2 separate regions of the Mus musculus genome follow, and region 1 is linked to region 2. The links are chromatin loops, found by intact Hi-C in ENCODE. Cell type or tissue: heart. All regions are shown on one strand.

Region 1 (5,000 bases), 62 kb before region 2:
TGTTTAGGCTTGAAACTTCTGCTACCATGGTAAAGAGCTCAAAGCATCTGCTCTTATTGTAACCCAGAGGCAAGGCAACAAAATCTTCGTAAGAGAGAACATAATTGGCTTCTCTTTGTATTTATTATTTTATTTTGGGAGACTTTCGGAGACAGGGTCTTACGCAGGCCCAGGCTGGCTTCCAGGTCTCTGTGTAGCCCAGGAGAGCACTGAACTCCTGATTCTCTTTCCTCTACCTCCCAAGTGCTGTACTCATGGGTGTGCACAATCCTGTAGGCTCTCTTTGCGTTTTAGGATCATCAACTTCTTCAGGGATGAACGGAAGCTAAAAGACAAGTTTGTGTGGGCGCTTCTTGCCCACTTTTGATGTATGCACTTATTAGTAAGGATTTCCTAGAATCTTGAGAAACCAAGGCCAGGACAGCTACTCATATTCACCTTGGCCAAAATAGTGAAGGGTGGGTGTGACAATCGGCCCTGCAGCACTGGAGTACCTGGCTCCAGGTAAGACTCAGGGAAGTAGTCTGTATCTTTCCTACACACACGACCCTTCCCCCAGCGCACTTCCAGACCCGTTCCTGGACTTGCACACCACCTTCGCTACAGCAGTCCAGAGCACAGGTATCCTAAAGGGGATCACAAGTCCGCGCCCCATCCTCCCCACTCCGCCTCCCGCGGGGTGCGGCGTCAAGCCCCAGGCCAATGAGAGTAGCGGAATTTCTTTCATTGAGCTCGGGGCCCCGCTCCTGCCCGGAAAGGGGCGTGGTGCTGCGCCGGGGGTGGGGCCGCGGCGCGCCAGGGGAGGGCGGGGCCGGCCCTGCGGCTGGGCCAATCGGCGCCACGCCCGGGAGGGGGAGGGGGAACCAGGCCTTTTTTCCCCTCCGCGCGGGGCCAATCCTGACTTTACAAGCTTGAACTTTTGCCACCCTCGGACTAGCAAGCACGCCCGAGGAGGTACCCCGCCGCGCCGGCTCCAGGGCAGGAGCGGCCTTAACCCTTCCCATGCCGGGTCCCCAAGTCTGTCCCCAACTTGCCCCCGTTTTTATAGTGAAACATAACTGGGGAAAGCACGCCCCTCTATCACTCTCGAAGGGGCATAAGGTAAATCCTCGAAGGGAGAAGAAAGCGCCTGGCCTTGAGAGGAGCCTAGGACGCCAGGAGGGAGAGCCGGGGCGACCAGGAGGAGCCATCCAAGAGCACTCCTGCCTCTACCCCACCCTGTCCAAGTCCCCACCTCGGGCTATCCTGGAGCTCCCTCGATCACCCGCCCCCCAGTGTAGCCTAGGCGGAGAGACCCCTAATTTTGGGCAGGGGGTGCGTGGAGCCTTCATAGGACACGGAAGAAACCCGCTATCCCAACTTCGCCGCCGCCCCCCAACTCCCCAGAGACGGAGGGCAGGAAGGCGCACACACACGCCCATTTTTATTAGCCCGCGCTGAGGCTGGGGGTTTGGACTGACTCTAAAGTGCTATGCGCGTTTGCAAGTTTGGGCACAAGCCAGAGAGAGGCAAAGGGCCGCCTCGGAGTCCGGGTCGCGGTGGGTTCACCCAGCAGAGCTGGGCATCAGGGTGTGAGTGTTTGTTAGCGCGTGTGCGGGACGGCTGGTATCCGTGCCCAAGGCACGACGTGAGCTTGAGAGTGAGTCGCGGGCACTGTCAGCCTCGGGGCGGGGGTGCTGGGGCGGGCGAGGGGCGGGGGCCCGCGTTCGGCCCGCCCCGGGAACCAGCCCCCTCGGAGCCTCGGGCTCAGCAATGGGACGTGTTCTCCTTTAAGAGTTAAGAAACTTGAAACCTTGTTTGCGCAACAATCAGCGCCGCGGAGCCGCCAAAGTGTCTAGACTGGCATATGATGGGAGGCAGCCAATGACTCCGCGGCGCTCCTCCGGGGGCCCTCAGTGTGCGTTTGAGGAGAACAAAAAAGAGAGAGAGCGCCGAGAGGGGGAACGAGCGAGGGAGCTGAGTCCAGAGAAAGAGCCGCCGGGCGCTGCCTCGCCAAACCTCGCTGGGACCGCGGGGCCACCAGGAGGCACTTTGGTGAAGGGGGGGGGGGGCGACCTCGGCAGCCGCGGCGCCCGAAGCGACCCAGCGCAGCGTGGGGCGGGCTGCGACCTCTGCTTCGGTGGATTGCATTTTTAATTAAGGATTCCTAGCAGCTCTTTGGGATTTTTTTTTTCCGGCTTCCACTCATGTGTTGACACCCGCGTTCAGGAGAGACTTGCCCCAAGTGCACCGAGCGCCCGGGACCTGAGACGGAATTGCTTTTCGTGCGTGCAAAATCCAAGCATTTTGAGTTTTGTTTGGGACCTTTTTCTTGCTTTGCTTTTATTTCTATTTTTATTTTGTTGCAGGGATATGGGAGTTATCCACAAGCCTTAGTTTCGGATCCTGCAGGGAAAGCCCATGTAGCATAGCTTGGCTTTTGAAGGCAGAGTTGTGCAGACACATTTGGGGGCACGACGCAAGCGCTTTGTGCTCGTGTACCAGCCGCGCAACTTTTGAAGGCTCGCCGGCCCATGCAGGGTGTCTCTAGCATCGTTTCGCTGGTGGCTTCCCTAAGGCTCCAAAGCAGCTGGAGTTGAGCGGTCCCGGCCCATCGTGATCCATGTAGCCCGCTGGTCCCTCGCGGACTGAGGCTCAACACGCGCGTGTTCCCGGCCCGGCCCGGCCCGGCTTGGCCCGGCGCGAGCTCCCTCATGTTGCAGCCCTGCGGTGCCCCTTCGACGACAGGCTGTGCGCGGTCTGCACGGCGCCCCGCGGCAGAGCTTCATGTGGGGCTGCGGCCCGCTCAGCCGGCGCCTCGTTGAGGGAACGGACCCCCGGTAACCGGAGACCGCCTCCCCTCCCACCACCCCAGGCGCCAAAGGGTATCGTATGTTCAGGTCTAAACGTTCGGGGCTGGTGCGGCGACTTTGGCGAAGTCGTGTGGTCCCTGATCGGGAGGAAGGCAGCGGCGGCGGCGGTGGTGTCGACGAGGATGGGAGCCTGGGCAGCCGAGCTGAGCCTGCCCCGCGGGCACGAGAGGGCGGAGGCTGCAGCCGCTCCGAAGTCCGCTCGGTAGCCCCGCGGCGGCCCCGGGACGCGGTGGGACCGCGAGGCGCCGCGATCGCGGGCAGGCGCCGGCGCACAGGGGGCCTCCCGAGGCCCGTGTCGGAGTCGGGGGCCGGGGCTGGGGGCTCCCCGCTGGATGTGGCGGAGCCTGGAGGCCCAGGCTGGCTGCCTGAGAGTGACTGCGAGACGGTGACCTGCTGTCTCTTCTCCGAACGGGACGCAGCAGGCGCGCCCCGGGACTCTGGCGATCCCCAAGCCAGACAGTCCCCGGAGCCGGAGGAGGGCGGCGGGCCTCGGAGTCGCGAAGCCCGCTCGCGACTGCTGCTTCTGGAGCAGGAGCTCAAGACGGTCACGTACTCGCTGCTCAAGAGGCTCAAGGAGCGTTCGCTGGACACGCTGTTGGAGGCTGTGGAGTCCCGAGGCGGCGTACCGGGCGGCTGCGTGCTGGTGCCGCGCGCCGACCTCCGCTTGGGCGGCCAGCCCGCGCCACCGCAGCTGCTGCTCGGCCGCCTCTTCCGCTGGCCAGACCTGCAGCACGCAGTGGAGCTGAAACCCCTGTGCGGCTGCCACAGCTTTACCGCCGCCGCCGACGGGCCCACGGTGTGTTGCAACCCCTACCACTTCAGCCGGCTCTGCGGGCCAGGTGAGCGTGCGCAGGGTCGCCTCGACCTCCGACTCTACCGTCCTGTTCCCTTTCCCTTTCCCAATCTCTTTGTTGGATACACTAGGGATGCTCCCCCCCTCCCGACCGCCCCCCTCCCCCGGTACTGGGAGCCTGCAGGGGATTGAGGAAAGTTGAGGGCTAGATGTCTGCAGTTTCAGATGGTAACTTTATTTTGTGGCGCCGGCGAAGTGAGAAAGGGACACGTTCGGGTTTCCATATGCAGCCTCTGGGATTTAAAGATTGCAGCTCTGTGAAACGGGATAGTAAGCCATGGAGAGGCTAAAGGTGGAAATGCCACCTCTCCTTTGGGGACTCACCTCAGTCGGTACATAGCTTTTAGCATTTGTAAGCATATCCTATACCCCTGATCTGCTCTTCCCCACCCAGGTAGGTATGGCTGTGAAGCTGTCAGTAGGGAAATCACGCCTAACGTCAGAAGTGTTTGCAAAGATGTTTGACTTTGTCCCTTTCTGTAGTTTTAGCCCAGACTCTGCAGGGCAAACCCTCTTGTTTGCAACATCCTTTGGGATGGAATGCCAGGCTCTTCCATCGTCAAGGCTCTTAATTCTGGCCTTTAGCTTACCTCTGAGGGACCTGAGGCATCTGGGAGTCAGAGGCTGCTAGCTCTTTTGTTACCCTGAGAACTGGCCCCTTTGTTCTCCTGGGATCTTCTGCACACACCCTACCTTAACTTAGCCTTGCTTAGCTAGGCAGGCTCAGGTGCAGGAGCAGAGGTGAGGAGAGCTGAAAGGCCCTGACAGGCCAGAAAGTGTACACACACACACACACACACACACACACACACACACACACTTTCTGTACCACGAGGAACACTCGCTGTAGGTGTAGGTGAATGCATCCAATGGCGTTGCATTTGCAGGAGAAAATGGAACAGGCAGTTACAGGCTGGCTGTTGGCTCTGGTCAGCTCTTGGGTCTCCTCAGTGTGGGCTGGCAGCATCGGAAGCCTGACTTCTCCCCTGTATAGAGGAGGGCCTAGTGACGAGAAAGGAAGTTTCCCTCCTATTATTTTGGCTCCTGATGTACTTCCCTCATGGTCTCTCCAGGTACAGTGTAGACACTCTGGGTAGACCTTGGCCTGTGTCTGCGCTGGGCTTTCTGTGCCTGGAGGCTCATTGACAGCTTCCCCTGTTGTAAACTGCTACCTCTTTCTCTGGGGAGGAGGACTCTTATTTGTGGTTGTATTGCCTCCCTTGTATTTTTGTTTGGGAGATCGATGGTGGGACCTACTACACTCTTCTAATAAGGCCCTAGTGAATTATTTGTCT
Region 2 (5,000 bases):
TTTGTATAGCTTACATTTTTGAAATCTGCTAACAAGAGTCAGTGATCGCTGTTAATTTCCAGGTTGCTCATTTCCAGGCAAGGCATCGTCTGACTGCAGCTGACCCCAGTGCCCTGTGAAGTAGCTGCTGACTGTATCCCTGTTGTGCAGTTTTGGAAACTGAGGCCCAGAGGAGCAAAAAGTCACTTGCCTGAGATGGCAAGAGTGTTATTACTGTTTTAGGGTACAAATTGGGCTTCACTGTCCACCCCCAATAAGCCAAGGAGTAATGAGAAGCAGATAACGGTGGTTTACTCAGAGTGGCAGCCCTGGGAAGAGGAACAAATAAATAGGTCCAGTGACAGCGCCCCCCCCAAGGCCATCATTAGGGACTGACATACGACGTTCAGGTTTAAATAGATAGCCCCGTCCAAGGGGCGATCCTGCACGAGCATCATTGGCTTGTTATTGCCTAGGATCCAGTCCCTCCTGCAAGGTGGCCTGACAAGTTGTCAGAACAGTGTGAAATCTCTGTTCTCCCTCTTGCTGACACCAGCCTTCTGCCTTTTCCTGCTCCCAGCATGAGATTCCTGGGGAAATTCCAATTCCTTGGGGACAATTGTCTGATGGCCAAAGGGAGGGTCACAAGTGTCTCTCAGAATATTTTCTGTAGGGATTGTTACCGTTGCTGGTGAGTGGCAGGGCTGGACTTTGCACACAGGCTTCCTTGCTCCTGATCCAGTGCGTGAAACCCATGCCCTCTGCGGAGATACCACTGGTCCCAGCTCCATTGAGCGGTTTCTACTGTGACATGTATAAGTCACTTCACCTCTTTGGACCTCCCCTCAGTCGTCGGTCCAGTGGACTTCCTGTTCCTGGGCTCCCCTCTCTTCTTGCTGGCATTCTCCCTTTCTGTACCCATCTCGCTTTTGCCAGCAGAGCAACCAAGTAGCCATGTGGGGCGGGAGGACAGCACGGTCTCCACACTGGAGACCCACAGTTAAAAGAGCCCCTGCGGTGGGCCCGGTGCAGGCCCGCAGCAGCGGTGGCCAGATCTCTTGTGATGTAATGAGCGATTAGGAACTTCCTCTTGGAAGCCAGGCTTCCTCTGGGAGCCCGAGGTGCTGGCTCTGAGGTGGGGGGTTGGGGAGGTGGGGGGGAGCTAGGAGGAGGAAACTCCTGTCAGCTGGGCCAGCCCGCGTTCAGCAGAGGCTCGCTCGGCTGGCTCTGAGCTGCTGACCATTAACGTGGCCCTGTGTGCATTCTTTCTCTGCTTTTCTGAAGCAGCCAGGGGCAAGGACAGGCCCTCCCTCCCCTGTGAGGAAGGCCAGGACCATTAATGAATGCTGCTGGCTGGACTGGCTGCAAACCTGAAGCCATTTCTTCGGCCCCAAAGGACAAAGGAGAGTTCCTTGGAAACTCGTTTCTTCCCCTCAGTTTGATAACAAAAACTACTTATCTAATGGGCAAATAAGGCTTTAAAAGGGGTGTTAGGTTAACCAGATGCAGGGCCTGCGTAATTGTTCCCAGGCTCTGGAGCCACAGATGAAACGCTGCCGGTTGGATGAAGGGAACTTGAAGCCACAGGCATGACTTGGGACAGAAGAAAGTAGTTTTCCAGGAGAGTGGGAGGCCCCCATGCAAAGGGCTGAGAGAAAGCCCTAGGCTGATTTCCAGTTCTGCCACCAACTTGCTGTGTGACCCCTGAGCTAGTTGCTTTCTGGATTTTAGAGAGCTGGTCTCTTCTCTTCTCGGCACGCCACAGGGAGTGGATTTGGTTCTTGTCTGAAGCTTACTGCCAAGCAGTCTTTATTGGTTGTTTTTAATTGGTGGCAAGGACGGTGGTATAAGCTAGGGAGATGTGAAGCCCAGCAGATATTAGGGATACGGTGGGGACGGACCACCCCACAAACCTCCCGGGAGTGCTTTGTCTTCTCGCCAGACTGGGACATGTTTTGGTCCCTTCTTGGGATGGCCCACCCTGGGCATTTGTGGTCAGAAGGCGGAGAGAGGGCAGGAGAAGACATTTCACTGTGTTCGTGCTTTAGCTGGATCCTGTGAGGGAGCACACCACCGCGCTCCTGCACTTTGTTTTGACAGAAAATTGCTGATTCGAATAAGCTTAAAGACATTTCTTGGGATTCCACCGCTCTCCACCTCCTCCGGACTCCAGCCAGCCCCCTTGAGGTCCAGTACCCCCCTCCCACACACACAAAATTACATGTTGGTCTCTAGGCACCCTGGCTGGGCAGAGAGCTCTGGAGGAAGGCATGGCAGACTGTGGCTGGGCCGAGCAAGGGAGACGGCCTTTGTTGAGGCTGTTTGCCTGGTGCTCAGAGAAGGCTGCCACCACCCTCTGGTGGCAGGAATGTGGGTACCTCTGGGAGACAATGGGGGCGAGGGGCTGTCACCTGGGGGACCTTCTGAGACTCCTGTAGATGTCAGTAGCTACAGCCAAAACCTGCTTAGCCTAGTGTTTAGGTTGTGGTGACTCTTCTGGGGTGTATATATACACCCCGATTCCCATCGTTCCTGTCTTGGAAGTTCTCTCCTTCCTGTGTACCTACTCCTCAGGTTATCAACTGCCCTGATTCTCCTCCTCCTCTTCCTCCTCCTCTTCTTCCTTCCTCCTTCCTTTTCTTTGTATGTATTTACTGCAGTCTTAGGGGATGGAACCTGGGGCCTTGAACATGTAGCCCAGAACTCCTCACTGAGAGCTGCCGCCCACCTTTGCTATTGCATGTTTTATCAGCTGTTCTGCCTATGGAGAACTTCCCGCCTCTGCCTTTCAGTGGATTTTCTGTGTGTGACTTCCTTCTCCAAGCAGGCGCACTTAAGGGTGGTCCATTCTGCTGTGCGTTTGGTGTTTGTGGAGTTGGTTGGTTCCTTTCTTTGCTAACCCGTGTCCCTGAGAGAGCCACACCATCCCCCTGTTGGAGACCGGCTGAGCAGGGCTCCCAGCAAGGGACTGGCTAGAGTTTGCTGGGACATAGAAATTCAGAGCTGCACATTATAGCTACTTCCTCGGAGAGGACCGAGGCTGAGAAAGGAGGCAGTTAACTGATCCTGGCTAGAAGGCAGGGCTCCCAGCGTTTCTCCTCCCACCCACCCCTCCCAGCGGGACCCGTTGCTGGCTGGGAACTAGGCCAGGCCCTGAGCAGGCCAGGGATTGGGGAGGGGAGGGAGGAGGGAGAAGCGTGAGTTTCGGTCAGACCTCGGTCACCTTTGATGTTGCTCTGGTCTGACTCCCCCGGTATTTATTTGCAATTAAAGAGATGGTTCCTAATTAGGCTGGTGGCTGTGGAAGATGACAGGGCCAGAGCTTTGGAACCCCAAAGAGAGAAGGCTCTTTCTACAAGACACTGTCCCTGATGAGTAGAGTAGGGCCATGTGGGCTCATGGGTGCAGCCTGCCTGCTCTACATCACTGAAGCACACCAGCGCACAGCATACAGGTCTCCACAAAATTGAGTTCTTGGAGCTTGTGAGCGTTGAGCATGGAGCCACAGCTGGGCTCATTCTAGATCGTAAGTGTTCTTTCCATCCCTTCTGTTACAGGGCAGGTCGGTCACCACAGGTGCCAGTCCAGGAACTAACCGAGGTGCTTTACAGAGAGTGTAAAGGGCCCTCCCACTCACAGTCCTCTTGGAGCACCTCGAAGCTTGAGTCCCCTTGCCTGGGTTGTTGCAACAGGCCTGGAGCCAGTGAGCGAGATGACGGTCTCTTTCTGTGTATGCTTGATTTACTGTTTGAGTTTCTAGAGAGTCCAACAGTGGCCCCCGGTGAGCAGAGCCCTCGATGACTGATAAGTTCTTACAAAGGAAGAGAGGCGAGGTTTGGGTACATGGAGAAGCTTGCCAGTCAGGTGGCTGCAGCCATGTGTTTACCTCATTCAAGGATTTTAAGTCCTAGTCCCAACTTTGCCATCTCTGATGGGTGGCCTCAGGCAAATCATTATAACCCGGGTGCCACCTTCCAGAGATAAGGCCACTGAGGTCCACGTGTGGAACCCACAGGTCCTCTCTAGACCAAGGTTTCTTTAGTTTGTGTCAGGAGGAAATGTTTGAAAACAAATACCCACAGGACAAAACCAAGCAGATTGATCAGTGCTGTAGCTACCCACCCCATTCCCACTTAAACGTGGGGCTTGGGCATCAGTGCCATGGCTACCCACCCTATTCCCATTTAAACGTGTGGCTTGGGCTTGGGTGTAGCTCAGTGGTAGAGCTCCTACCAAGCAAGCCTAAAGGCCTGGGTTCACTCCCTCCCTCTCTCTCTCTCTCTCTCTCTCTCTCTCTCTCACACACACACACACACACACACACACACACACACGGGATCGGGGGAGAGACATACTCCCTCTAGGGAGCCCTGGGTATCCCTGCCAGGTGAGGTGATCCTGAGGAGCTCTAAAGCTGAGGGGGTTACCTTTAAGTCCTTGCCCACAACCCCTCCACTGTCCTCAGACCTGAGCCCACCTTCAGATCAGGCTTCCTGTGTGTAAGATACACAGACATTTGAGATGAGTTTTATTTCTTTTCTTCCCCTGCTTTAGTGTGTTCAGAGTCCCCGGGATATTTGCAGCCTTGGAGAAGGACCCCGAGAGGCCTGAGGCCCTTTGTTCATATGTGGGGAGTAGGCTATCCCCAGAGCCACTGACCCACAGTAGGCATGTGGTCCAGACCCAGAGAGGATGCTGTTGTAAAGAGAGGGCCTTACAGGGCAGCAGAATTTGGAAGCCAGTCAGCTTAATTTCCATAGGGTTGGAGATAGGTCTAGCCTGGACATCAGAGGCATATGGCAACATCCCTGTGAAGGATCCTGTGGCCAGGCTAGGGATCAAACAGGTACCTGAGAGAAACGGTAAGCCCCACTGGACTCCTAGCTGCAAAGCCTTCTAGACATTGGCAAGAAGAAAGTGTTCCCTCCCTGCCTATGGCTCCTATGCACACTCTCTGACTTGAAGCTGCTATTTTGACCTTGACACAAGGCTACTTTGAAACTAGTAGTCCCTTTCCTCAG

What was found. Hi-C counts contacts between places; a loop is a spot of excess contacts. Peaks named below come from ENCODE experiments on the same cell type or tissue, not always from the same donor. Only the 100,000 strongest peaks of a DNase experiment are listed, where the experiment ranks them.
Region 1: a loop joins it to region 2, with 5 times the contacts of the local background. A loop is called at or near these places in 14 of 42 quality-filtered maps.

Annotation. Positions count from the first base shown.
Region 1 is chr9:64,018,896-64,023,895 of GRCm38, reverse strand. Smad6 (SMAD family member 6) reads left to right here and starts at 1,837. Exons shown (of 4, transcript NM_008542.3): 1 at 1,837-3,691. The coding sequence starts at 2,872. In heart, CTCF peaks have their summits at 746 and 1,985 (motif pointing right); DNase peaks (open chromatin) are centred at 835, 1,385, 1,835, 2,745 and 1 weaker place; H3K4me3 peaks cover 4,724 bases; H3K27ac peaks cover 5,000 bases.
Region 2 is chr9:63,956,620-63,961,619 of GRCm38, reverse strand. All of the region lies in intron 3 of Smad6 (SMAD family member 6), which reads left to right. Among named protein-coding and RNA genes, the nearest start is that of Gm36033, 15 kb to the right of the region's middle. RefSeq lists an enhancer at 69-3,305. In heart, a CTCF peak has its summit at 2,350 (motif pointing left); DNase peaks (open chromatin) are centred at 889, 1,939, 2,299 and 3,129; H3K4me3 peaks cover 2,691 bases; H3K27ac peaks cover 4,675 bases.